Linked DNA regions of Homo sapiens: region 2 is linked to region 1. The links are chromatin loops, found by intact Hi-C in ENCODE. Cell type or tissue: sigmoid colon. All regions are shown on one strand. Links, peaks and the distances in the headings refer to the core of each region. The heading gives the core; the rest is flanking DNA. Region 1 overlaps PER2 (period circadian regulator 2). Region 2 overlaps LOC105373960 (a long non-coding RNA gene).

Region 1 (5,369 bases), core at 130-5,129:
TGTTCAGAGTCCATGTTTTAATTTTTTTCTTTAGCTGCTCATTACTCTGAATCTACAGGGTGTTTTCTGGTAGTTTTAATATAACATCAAATATGCATTTCTTAGGATCACAAATGTGTGCAATATTCTGTTCTTTCAGCCCCTAGAATTCCTCCTGAAAAGAGAATTTTTACAACCACCCATACACCAAATTGTTTGTTCCAGGATGTGGATGAAAGGTACGTGGTCTTGACCCACCCCCTTTTTCATGTTTTTGATATAAAAGCTATTTAGCCAAAGCCAAGACTGCATCTTGGTTTTATAATTACATGATAATGGACAAAAACATGTAATTATATACAGGCAATGAAATAATTATGGAATTACACTGAAAACTTCCTAAGATATGCACATGGTGTAATTGAGGCTTTCTGGAGAGCTGTTGATCTAATTGAGCCTGTCTTAATTCTCCCATATAAACCCATTCGGAGTGGATAATGGTCCAGACAGAGGCGCTGTTGCCTGGGACCAGTGTCAGGGTGGAAGCCGGAGATGCCATTGGCTGGATCCCAGCAGAAGTCTATCTTCCAGCCTGTGTGCTAGAGGCTTCTCCAGGGGACAGGATTTTCTCCATGCCTCAGAGCCCCACTTGGGTCCCTCTCTCTGGGTCTCCCCCTCAGGGTGCTGTAGCAGGTGCGAACAGTCCCAGTGAGATTTGGGAGCACCCATGTTCTGAGTGGCTTCTGCCCCCACCATGCATCTTCTCCCAGCTCCTCCACAAATGCATGAAGACTCCAAAAACACTTGGGCCGGCTAGGTGCAGTGGCTCACACTTATAATCCTAGCACTCTGAGAAGCTGAGATAGGAGCATCACTTGAGGCCAGGAGTCTGAAACCAGCCTGTTTGAAACCAGGAGTTCAAAACGTAGCAAGACCCTGTCTCTGCAAAATAAAATAAAAATTAGCTGGGTGTGGTGGTGTGCACCTGTAGTCCCAGCTACTCAGAGGCTGAGGCAGGGGGATCACTGAGCCTAGGAGTTCAAGGCTACGGTGAGCTATGATTGCACCACTGCACTCCAGCCTAGGTCACAGCAAAAGACCCTGTCTCAAAAAAATAGAAAGAAAAAAAATGTGTGGGCCACTGGCAGTAGTCACCGAAAAGTGACCTCAGAAGATACCACAGGAAGTGGACCAAGAAGCACCAGTGTGCTGGGTTCCTAAAATGAACCAGGTCACCTAGAAGCTGGAGGATCAAGACCTCTCCCTCCTCTACTCTTGGCCCAGGGACACAGGCCCCCATCCTTGGAGTCAGGGCCACACAGCTTCCTGGGGAGGCTCTATGGGTAAAAAGGGATCCGTCACTTCCAGCTCCAGGTGGCTCAGGTGTGTCCGCGGGGCTGCCTGGGGCAGAGCCAGTTTGCAGATGCAGGCTTCTGGACACCACCCTGCCCTGTGGAACCAGGATCTTGGAGGGCAGGGCCTGGGGCCGTATATGTAAAGCAGCCTCTGGAGACTTTTCTTCCTTCAGAGATCTGAGAACTGTCTCTAACCCACTCCCATGCCAACTTGGTGTCCAGCTCAGCCCTGTGCAGGGAGGTTGGCAGACAGGTTCACCTGGCATGATGGGCCACAGCCTGCAAGCTCTCCTTGATGAAGCCTTGTGTGTGGCCTGGCTCACAAAGCCCAAGGACAGCCAGGGCTCCCCCTCCTCCTCCCCTCCTTCTTTTCACCCTCCACCCCCTTTCTGCTCCCTCCTCTTCCTCCTCCCCCTCTTTTTCCTTCCTGTTCCCCCACTCCTCTCCTCTTCCTTCCTCTTCTTCCTCCTTCAGCAAGGCCTTGATGGGACGGATGCCAGGAACATTCTGTATATCCTGTCCAAAGGAAAACATGAGGCCTGAAGAGAGAGCCTCAGACAAGAAGGAGGAAATCAAAGAATAACGCCAGGCCCTTGAGAAAGTTCTGCACCATGGTCTAAAGATTCACAGGGAAAATCCTTCTACACAAGCAGCAGAGTTTGAGGAAACATTGGTTTGGATGCAACAAGTGTTAAGAGGCAGATCGGGAGAAGAAATGGTCGGTGGAGCCGGCAGAGGGCGCTGGACACAAACAGAAGCAGAAGGTGCTGCTGAAGTTCAGCTCCGTCCTGCAATGGAGCAAAGCCACAGCTCTGGGAGGAGGCATGAGCTCAAAGGGCAGAGGCCCAGCCAGCCACCGAGACTCCAAAGAAGCCACAGTAAACCAACTGGATGCTGAGGCCAAAGTCACACGAGACCAGGCTGGAAAAGAAGCACATACAAAGGGTTTTCCGAGGCCCAGGCAAAACTTGTTAAGCAAAAATCCATGCCAGGTCACATGTGGCCAAACTAATGAATGACACTGAAAAAGAAAAAGATGCTGGAAGGAAGAAAACAAAAGCATGATCATGACTTATCTCTTGGGAGGTGAAACGCAGAGCTGAAGCACTCAGGCCCCAGCAGAGGGAGCCTCCTTCAGCGTCCTGGACAGTGAACCTTCGTTTGCTATTGATTAAAAGTCTAGCTGGTTCTGTTAGTCCAACTTTTGATCTCCGGGGGTGGGGGAGGGGGTGGGGTTTGGAGTGTATCTTCTCTTTCCAGGGAATAAGATGGTTCTTAGTGACAATCTCCTCATCTGTTTGGATGCCAATCCTAGCGTGTGTCTGCTTGCCTTCCAGGGCGGTCCCTCTCCTGGGCTACCTACCTCAGGACCTGATTGAAACCCCAGTGCTCGTGCAGCTCCACCCTAGTGACAGGCCCTTGATGCTGGCCATCCACAAAAAGAGTAGGTCCCCTTTTCATGGTACATCCTGAAGTGTTTGGCGGAAGTTCCTGTGTCCTTGGGGCTGCTTCTTGGGACCAGTCTAGCTCTGACAGGTCAGATCAGCTAAGGACAAGCAGGTGGTAGACGCCCGCCTCGCCGCCTCCCTCCTGGCACTGCAGTGCCCAGTGGAGTCGAGAGAGAGGGGTAAACTCATGTGAGTTCCTTTGTGGCCAGTTGTTTCTCAGTCCGTGGCCTGAGTCCGTAGCATCTTATGTTTACTGTTGGCTTCAGTGGCGCATGGGAGGAGGGGAGACCAGTTCATCTGTGGCTAGGAAGGTTCTCACCAGGCCAGGGGAGTGCACAGTGCATGTCCTCACCAAGCCCAGCCCTCATAGATGCAAGTGACACTAGCAGAGGTGAAACATGGGATGAAACAGCTCCTGCTGGAAACAGCCTCCTGGTAATCTACAGCAAAAACAGGAGGTTGAAAGCAGTGGCTTTGAAGAAGTGTTCATACCCCTACAGTTTGCAAATGATCCTGGGCCTGAGTGACTCTTGACTTGTCTCTCTCTACTATAAATCCTGTTTGCTCCCCTTTTCCCCTGAATGCTGGCTTTTGCTCTCCTAGTCCTGCAGTCAGGCGGGCAGCCTTTCGACTATTCTCCCATTCGGTTTCGCGCCCGGAACGGAGAGTACATCACGTTGGACACCAGCTGGTCCAGCTTCATCAACCCATGGAGCAGGAAAATCTCCTTCATCATTGGGAGGCACAAAGTCAGGGTGTGAGTGCTCCAAGGGCCCGAGGTGGCTCAGGGGTCTTGGGCGGGGGTCTCGGGCTGTCCTCACCTCCCAGCAACAGATGGCATAGGGAGGGGCTGAGAGGCCAAGACCGAAACCTTGCTTCCTGCCACCAATCTGGAGCCCCAGACTGCTAGGCAGGGGTGACCTGTCCTCTGCCCCCAAGTGGGAGGGACCTCATTCAAGCAGAGTAGGGAGTGGACAGGCAGCAGCCTGGGGGGCTGCAGGGGAGAGGCAGAGGGCCCACCCAGGCAGGCAGCATGTAGTGGCTATACAGTCACGCCAGAGAGGTCCTCCTGTGGGGCCCCATCTAACAAGATGAATTAAAACCACGCAGGGGCCCTTTGAATGAGGACGTGTTTGCAGCCCACCCCTGCACAGAGGAGAAGGCCCTGCACCCCAGCATTCAGGAGCTCACAGAGCAGATCCACCGGCTCCTGCTGCAGGTGGGTGTGGTGCCTGCATGTCCTCCTCCCAGGTAGCAGCCTGAGAGCCCCCTGCAGAGGACATAGGCTCTGAACCCTGGTCCTGGCACACCCACTCAGACAGCTTCATCTGTCATTCTCTGAACATCCCCCAGGGGACAGTTTGGGCATAGACTGTGCTAGTCCGAGACAGTCCATAGTACCCTTGGCTCTCTCCAGCCTTGCATTCGACCTTGTCTGAACTGCAGCCCTGAGTGAGTAGCTGAAGGACGTGTGCAGACCCCGTGCTCTGACACAGGCTGCATAGTTCCAGAGTGACCTCTCAGTGGTGCGGGGGCTCATTCTAATCCAGAGCAGTGGGACTTAAGGGAGGGACATTGTACTCAAGGTCCCTAAAAAAAATCAGGCCCACTGCAGTCAACCCCACACCTGAGTAGGCGCCTGCCTGTCAGTTCCCGGAGACTGTGGAGTGAAGCTGTCATCGCATCTTGTTTGTTTTAAACCCATCCACAGAGGCGTGGCTGGCTGCAGCCATGCGTTGATGAGCGGGTTGGACACATTCCTTTGGTGCCGTCTCCTCGGTGACTGCATGTCTGGGTCGGGGCACCGCGGCTGGAGGCCAGGAGTCTACCTCTGGAGCTGACCCTGGGGTTCAAACCTCAGCTCCCCTGGTCTCTGCCATGTAGCCTTAGGCGGGTCGCCATCCTCTCTGCGAAACAGGGTGTGTTGGCAGGGGGCCACATGCATAGCTCAGCAGCCCTGGCTGTGTCTGTAGCGCTGTCTGCTGTCTCCCCAGCCCGTCCCCCACAGCGGCTCCAGTGGCTACGGGAGTCTGGGCAGCAACGGGTCCCACGAGCACCTTATGAGCCAGACCTCCTCCAGCGACAGCAACGGCCATGAGGACTCACGCCGGAGGAGAGCCGTACGTCTCCTTCCATTCTCCCTGAGAAAATGAGTTTGTGGATGTCCCTCCAGAGTTAAAAAGCACACTCAAGACAACCTTTGGCAGTTAGGAGGGGCTTCCTGATTGCAGCTGTTGCTGCTTCCTTTCTAAACTTTGTCCACTTGGGACTTTTTAATCTCTTAAGAGTTGAAAGAGCTAGAAACCATAGCTAAGTGTTGGTTGAAAATTATTTAAAACAGACAAAACAAGCAAAAGTGAAGATTTAACTAGGATAGAAAGAAGAAAATGTGGGCTGGGTGCGGTGATTCACACCTGTAATCCCAGCACTTTGGAAGGCCGAGGCAGGCGGATCACCTAAGGTCAGGAGTTCAAGAACAGCCTGGGCAAGGTGGTGAAACCCCGTCTCTACTAAAAATACAAAAATTGCCTTGCATGGTGGCGCGCCCCTGTAATCCCAGCTACTCGGGAGGCTGAGGCAGGAGAAT
Region 2 (5,369 bases), core at 285-5,284, 340 kb after region 1:
GATGGAACAGGGACAGCCACTGTTTTTATCTTTTTAAAATAACATTTTATTTTAGAACAGTTTGAGATTTACAGAACAGTTGCAAATAGAGTACAGAGAGCTGCCATATACGCCACACTGTTAACTCTATCACTAACATTTTATGTGAATAAGGTACATTTGTTACTATTAATAAACCACTATTCAAATGCATTATTGTTAACTAAAGCTTATATTTTATTCCTATTTCCTTAGTTTTTTCCTAATATTCTTTTTATATTCAGGAGCCCATCCAGGATACCACATGACATTCAGTTGTCATGTTTCCTTGAGTTCCTCTTGGCTGTGACAGTTTTTCAGACTTCTTTTGTTTTTATGATCTTGACAGTTTTGAGGAGTGCTGGCATATATATATATATATATATATATATATATATATATAATTTTTTTTTTTTGAGACAGGGTCTCACTCTGTCATCCAGGCTGGAATGCAATGGAGTAATCTTGGCTCACTGCAACCTCCGCCTCCAGGGCTTAGGTGATCCACCTCAGCCTCCCGAGTAGCTAAGACTACAAGCACACATTACCACGCCCGGTTAATTTTTGTATTTTTTGTAGATATGGGGTTTCACCATGTTACCAAGGCTGGTCTCAAACCCCTGAGCTCAAGCAATCTGCCTGCCTCGGCCTCCCAAAGTGCTGGGATTACAGGTGTGAGCCACTGCACCTGGCCTTTTTACTTTCTTTTTCTTTCTGCCTCAGCAGCTGCACAGAAATACTCTCTTGATGGAGTCATTTGATGCAAAAAAGTTTTAAGTTTTGATGAAGTCCAATTTATCTATTTGTTCCTTTTGTGGCTTGTGCTTGTGGTTTCATACTTAAGAAACCATTGCCTGACCCAAGGTCATGAAGATTTATACCTATGTTTCCTTCTAAGAGTTTTAAACTTACATCTAGGCCTTTGACCCATTTCAAGTTAATTTTCACATATGGTGTGAGGTAGAATATACATTCTTGACCAGGCGAGGTGGCTCACGCTTATAATCCCAGCACTTTGGGAGGCCGAGGTGGGTGGATCATTTGAGTCCAGGAGTTTGAAACCAACCTGGCCAACATGGTGAAACCCCATCTCTACTAAAAATACAAAACAATTAGCCTGATCAAAATAGACTCCTTCCCTGCAAAATGACTACAGACTGGCTTATGAATATGCATGCGAAAATACTCAAGAAAACAGGGGCCTTTTGTGCATAAGTTCCTAAACTTGCGGGGGCAGACTGCTGTTATGAAGAGTGTCATAACTTATACATGGGCCACAGGCCTGTGCAGTAATTCACCAAAGAAGACTTCCTATGACCACACCCGTGGGGAAAACATTGGCCTTGCTGTAATCAGATGTGTGTAATGAAAACTGCAGTTGGGAGCATCTTTTCCTGATCCAGCTGTTAAAGTTAATACCCAGTTCTGGCTAAAGTTCTGGCTAAAGTACTGGAGTAAGCAGAAACTTGCATCAATACTGGTGTGTCGGGGAGATGCAAACATGCGCGAGGGATATGGCAACAGCTACGCAGAGCCTAGGGATCTCCTTGACCCAAATATTCTATTTCTAAACATTTGTATTATGGAAGTGCACATCAGAGCGTTATTTATAAATAGCAATAAACAAAACAGGCCAGGCACAGTGGCTCACACCTGTAATCCCAGCACTTTGGGAGTCCAAGGCGGGCGGATCGCTTGAGGTCAGGAGTTGGAAACCAGCCTGGCCAAGAAGGTGAAACCCTGTCTCTACTAAAAATACGAAAGTTAGCCGGGCGTGGTGGCAGGCGCCTATAATCCCAGCTACTTGGGAGGCTGAGGCAGGAGAATTGCATGAACCCGGGAGGTGGAGGTTGCAGTGAGCCGAGATAGTGCCACTGCACTCCAGCCAGGGTGACAGAGTGAGACTCTGTCTCAAAAAAAAAGTAATTAATAAAAATGTAAACAAACAGATGAAACCCCTGCCCTTCAGAGCTTATAAAAAATGTGTAGTCATTTTCTAAAAAAAGTAATTTTTAAATTGATAAAGCCATTTACAAAAGAGTATGAGGCCATTTTAATTAATTAATTAATAATTATTATTATTTTTGAAACAGAGTCTCCCTCTGTTGCCCAGGCTGCAGTGCAGTGTCACAATCTTGGCTCACTGCGAATTCTGCCTCCTGGGTTCCAGCGATTCTCTCACCTCAGCCTCCTGAGTAGATGGGACTACAGGCATGCACCACCAGACCCAGCTAATTTTTGCATTTTTAGTAGAGACGGGGTTTCATCATATTGGCTAGGTTGGTCTCGAACTCCTGAACTCAAGTGATCTGCCCACTTCAGCCTCCCAGAGTGCTGGGATTACAGGTGTAGCCACCGCGCCCAGCAAGCCCCCCCTTTTTTTTTTTTAATACAAGCATCTATCTGTCTATCATCTATGTACTTAAGTATAAATTAATGCCAAAATGTATGTTAAAGATTATCTGAATGGTTGGAATTAAGACGGTTTGTTTACCTGCATTTGCTTTTTATTCTTTTTGCTTTGTTTTTTGAGACCGAGTTTCGCTCTGTCTGCACTGGAGTGCAATGGCGCAATCTCGGCTCACGGCAACCTCGGCTTCCAGGGTTCAAACGATTCTCCTGCCTCAGCCTCCCGCGTAGCTGGGATTACAGGCTACATGGCGCATGCCACCATGCCCAGGTAATTTTTGTGTTTTTAGTAGAGACGAGATTTCACCGTGTTGGCCAGTCTGGTCTCGATCTCCTGACCTCGCGATCTGCCCGCCTTGGCCCCCAAAGTACTGGGATTACAAGTGTGAGCCACCGCGCCCGGCCTTTTTTACCTGTGTTTTCTACAATGTACTTGTATAATAAAAGAAGGTGACAAGAAATAGGGGGAAATTGGTAACAAGCTTCATGTCTAACAATAGAGGATTGGCTGATGAAGTGTATGTCACATTTATTTACAATTAATGACGCCAATGAATAGTTTTTTTCAGTACCACGTGCTAGGCATTAGATGTTCTTTGGCTGTTCTGTGCTGTACATGTGACTATGCTTTTTGTTTAAAAGAAAAGGAGAAAAAGGAAAGGAAAGGGAAAAAAAGGAGAAGAGAGAGAAAAGAAAAGAAAAGAAAAGAAAAGAAAAGAAAAGAAAAGAAAAGAAAAGAAAAGAAAAGAAAAGAAAAGAAAAGAAGAAAAACAAAAGATAGAAAAAAAGGGAGGGGAGTAAGAGCAGGAGAACTCATGGCGTCCTGGGCGGGGCTGCCGGGCTCGCTCCCCGCAGGGCCCTCGTGGCTCCCCTGGCTCGCGCGCGCCCCTAGCGGGCGTCTGGGGTCCTGCGGGCCGTGCGGTCCCGTGTCATCGCGCTGGGCAGCCCCGGGTCCACAGGGCAAGCTGCGCCCCTGTTTTCTTTCCAGGGTCCCCTGCCCTCCAGCGAGCCTAGTTGAGCCCCAGCTGGACTCCAAGTCGAGCCTCTGCAGCCAGGTGTCCGCCAGATGTCTTCCACGGCCAGCAAGGGAACCGCCTGGGCACGCGTCAGTCTGGCCTGTTTCCTGATCCAGAAAATTATTTTCAGCTGCGCGTGACCTTCCACGGGGCCAGGACCGGAAAACTAGACAGCAGTGATCTTTTTAAAACCGTGGACTCTATGAACTAGGAAAGTCCCCTCCAAACTCGTCAACAGGAATTCACTGCTTATTGGTACCAGTTTGGGAAATCATTGTTTTTTAATTAAAAATCAGGGGGCTGGGAGGAAAGGAGGGTCCCCTGGCAGTCTTGGGTGGGCTGCAGGGCTGCAGGAACGTGACAGCAGGGGCAGTGGGGCTGTGGGAGGGTGCTCTGCCCGTGGGGCCAGCTTGTGATGGGCTGGGGACTGAGCTGTGCTCTGGGGACACACAGAGATTCCTCACTCAGCTGGGTGGCCTTATGTTCCCAGGGTTTTCCCACAACTTGTCCTGGCTGGGGGGCTGAGCTTGCCAGCCTTCCTGGGGAACAGCGGGCCAGGGCAGGACTCCATCCCCAGGAAGCACAGGTGAGGCTTACAAAACAGGTGCAGGACTTGCAGACGCAGCTCTCCTTTCAGCAAACCCTGCTGAGACGCAGAGCGGAGAAAACAGGAGGTGCCCCAGTTTCTTCTCCCGGGTAAGACTGAGAGCTGTCCTTGAACCTGATCGGCCAGAGAGAGTGCTGAGGAGAACCAGAGCATCCCGTGGGGCTCCCTGGGCTGGGCTCTGCCAGGTGGGTTTCCCAGGAGATCGGCCATGACAGCTGCTGTGTTGGGCACTCCTCCAGGGCAGGGGTGGCCCCGGGAGAACTTGGGCAGGAGGGGGCATGAGTCACACAGAGGGTGGCCCACTGGGTTTATGGTACCCGGAGTTGCAAACACTCAGGTGTGAGTCACCTGAGTGCACACGTGGCTGGAGGCAGACAGCCTCCCTTGCCCTCCCCTCCTCCAATCCCAGCTCCTGATGGTTGTACCCTCTCCTGTGCTGAGGGCAGCAGAGACTCATTAGCGAACTGGGGGCCCTGGAGTCGGAGAGCTGGCTTCCAATTCCGGCTCTAGTACCCGCGCTCAGGGACACTGGGCATGTGTTGTCACCTGCCTGTGCCTCAATCTCCTTAACTGCAAAATGGACATAACCTCCAGGCTGATGAAGACTAGGAGAGCAGAGGTCAGGGATGGGCCCCTTCATAGGGGCTCAGGGCCTTTCTGTTCCTCCATTGCTTTCTCCGGCCTGGCCCGCTGTGTGAGGCTGGCCGGCAGACATCTGTCTCTCTCTCAATTTTAAAAAATTTTTTTAGTAGGGACAGGATCTCACTGTGTTGCCCAGGCTGATCTCAAACTCCTGGCCTCAGGCGATCTGCCCACTTCGACCTCCCAAAGTGCTGGGATTGCAGGGGTGGCATCTGTTGGCCTCAGGAAGCAGGCCCAGGCTGCACTCCTGCCCTTGTCCCCCACCTTCCCCGGCAGGCTGGTTTGGCGGTCCTGCCCTCTCCACCCCCACTCTCCCCCATGGGGGAACACAGGCATCAGTGGAGAGTTGCCCATTTTTCAGAAGCGGGATGACAAGCCCCTGCTGCCTTTCACCAATGCCCGTGAATGCACCTGCTTGGGAATCCTCTTTGGAATCTCCCTGAGGTCTTCTGCCCCTCCCCGTGTCTCCCTCATTAAACCACATTTTCCCACAATGAGAACGTGCCATGATGTGCGTTGATGCAAAGCAGGTCTTTATTCAATCTTGTGATGTTTCCGTAGCCAATGCCTTACTGCAGTGCCGTTTTCCATGACTTTTCACGTGAATTACAACACTTTAATTCCATTCCAGCTTAAATTGGCTGTGTTGGGTCAGGTAGAAAAGCCCACTGCCCTGG

What was found. A loop is a pair of places that touch in the nucleus more often than their neighbours do. Peaks named below come from ENCODE experiments on the same cell type or tissue, not always from the same donor. Only the 100,000 strongest peaks of a DNase experiment are listed, where the experiment ranks them.
Region 2: it touches region 1 in a loop (4-fold over the local background); 16 of 110 quality-filtered maps call a loop at or near these places.

The regions. Positions count from the first base shown.
Region 1 is chr2:238,260,361-238,265,729 of GRCh38, reverse strand. PER2 (period circadian regulator 2) reads left to right here. Exons shown (of 23, transcript NM_022817.3): 9 at 140-218; 10 at 2,672-2,778; 11 at 3,386-3,539; 12 at 3,893-4,001; 13 at 4,777-4,902. Among named protein-coding and RNA genes, the nearest start is that of HES6, 23 kb to the right of the region's middle. RefSeq lists an enhancer at 1,447-1,947. In sigmoid colon, for the core only: a CTCF peak has its summit at 2,075 (motif pointing right); DNase peaks (open chromatin) are centred at 1,459, 2,089 and 2,799; H3K27ac peaks cover 1,532 bases.
Region 2 is chr2:237,921,769-237,927,137 of GRCh38, reverse strand. It overlaps LOC105373960 (a long non-coding RNA gene), which reads left to right. Exons shown (of 3, transcript XR_924046.3): 2 at 3,416-3,698; 3 at 4,081-4,252. Among named protein-coding and RNA genes, the nearest start is that of UBE2F-SCLY, 42 kb to the left of the region's middle. RefSeq lists a silencer at 3,206-3,415. In sigmoid colon, for the core only: a CTCF peak has its summit at 3,327; DNase peaks (open chromatin) are centred at 3,407 and 4,294; H3K4me3 peaks cover 504 bases; H3K27ac peaks cover 301 bases.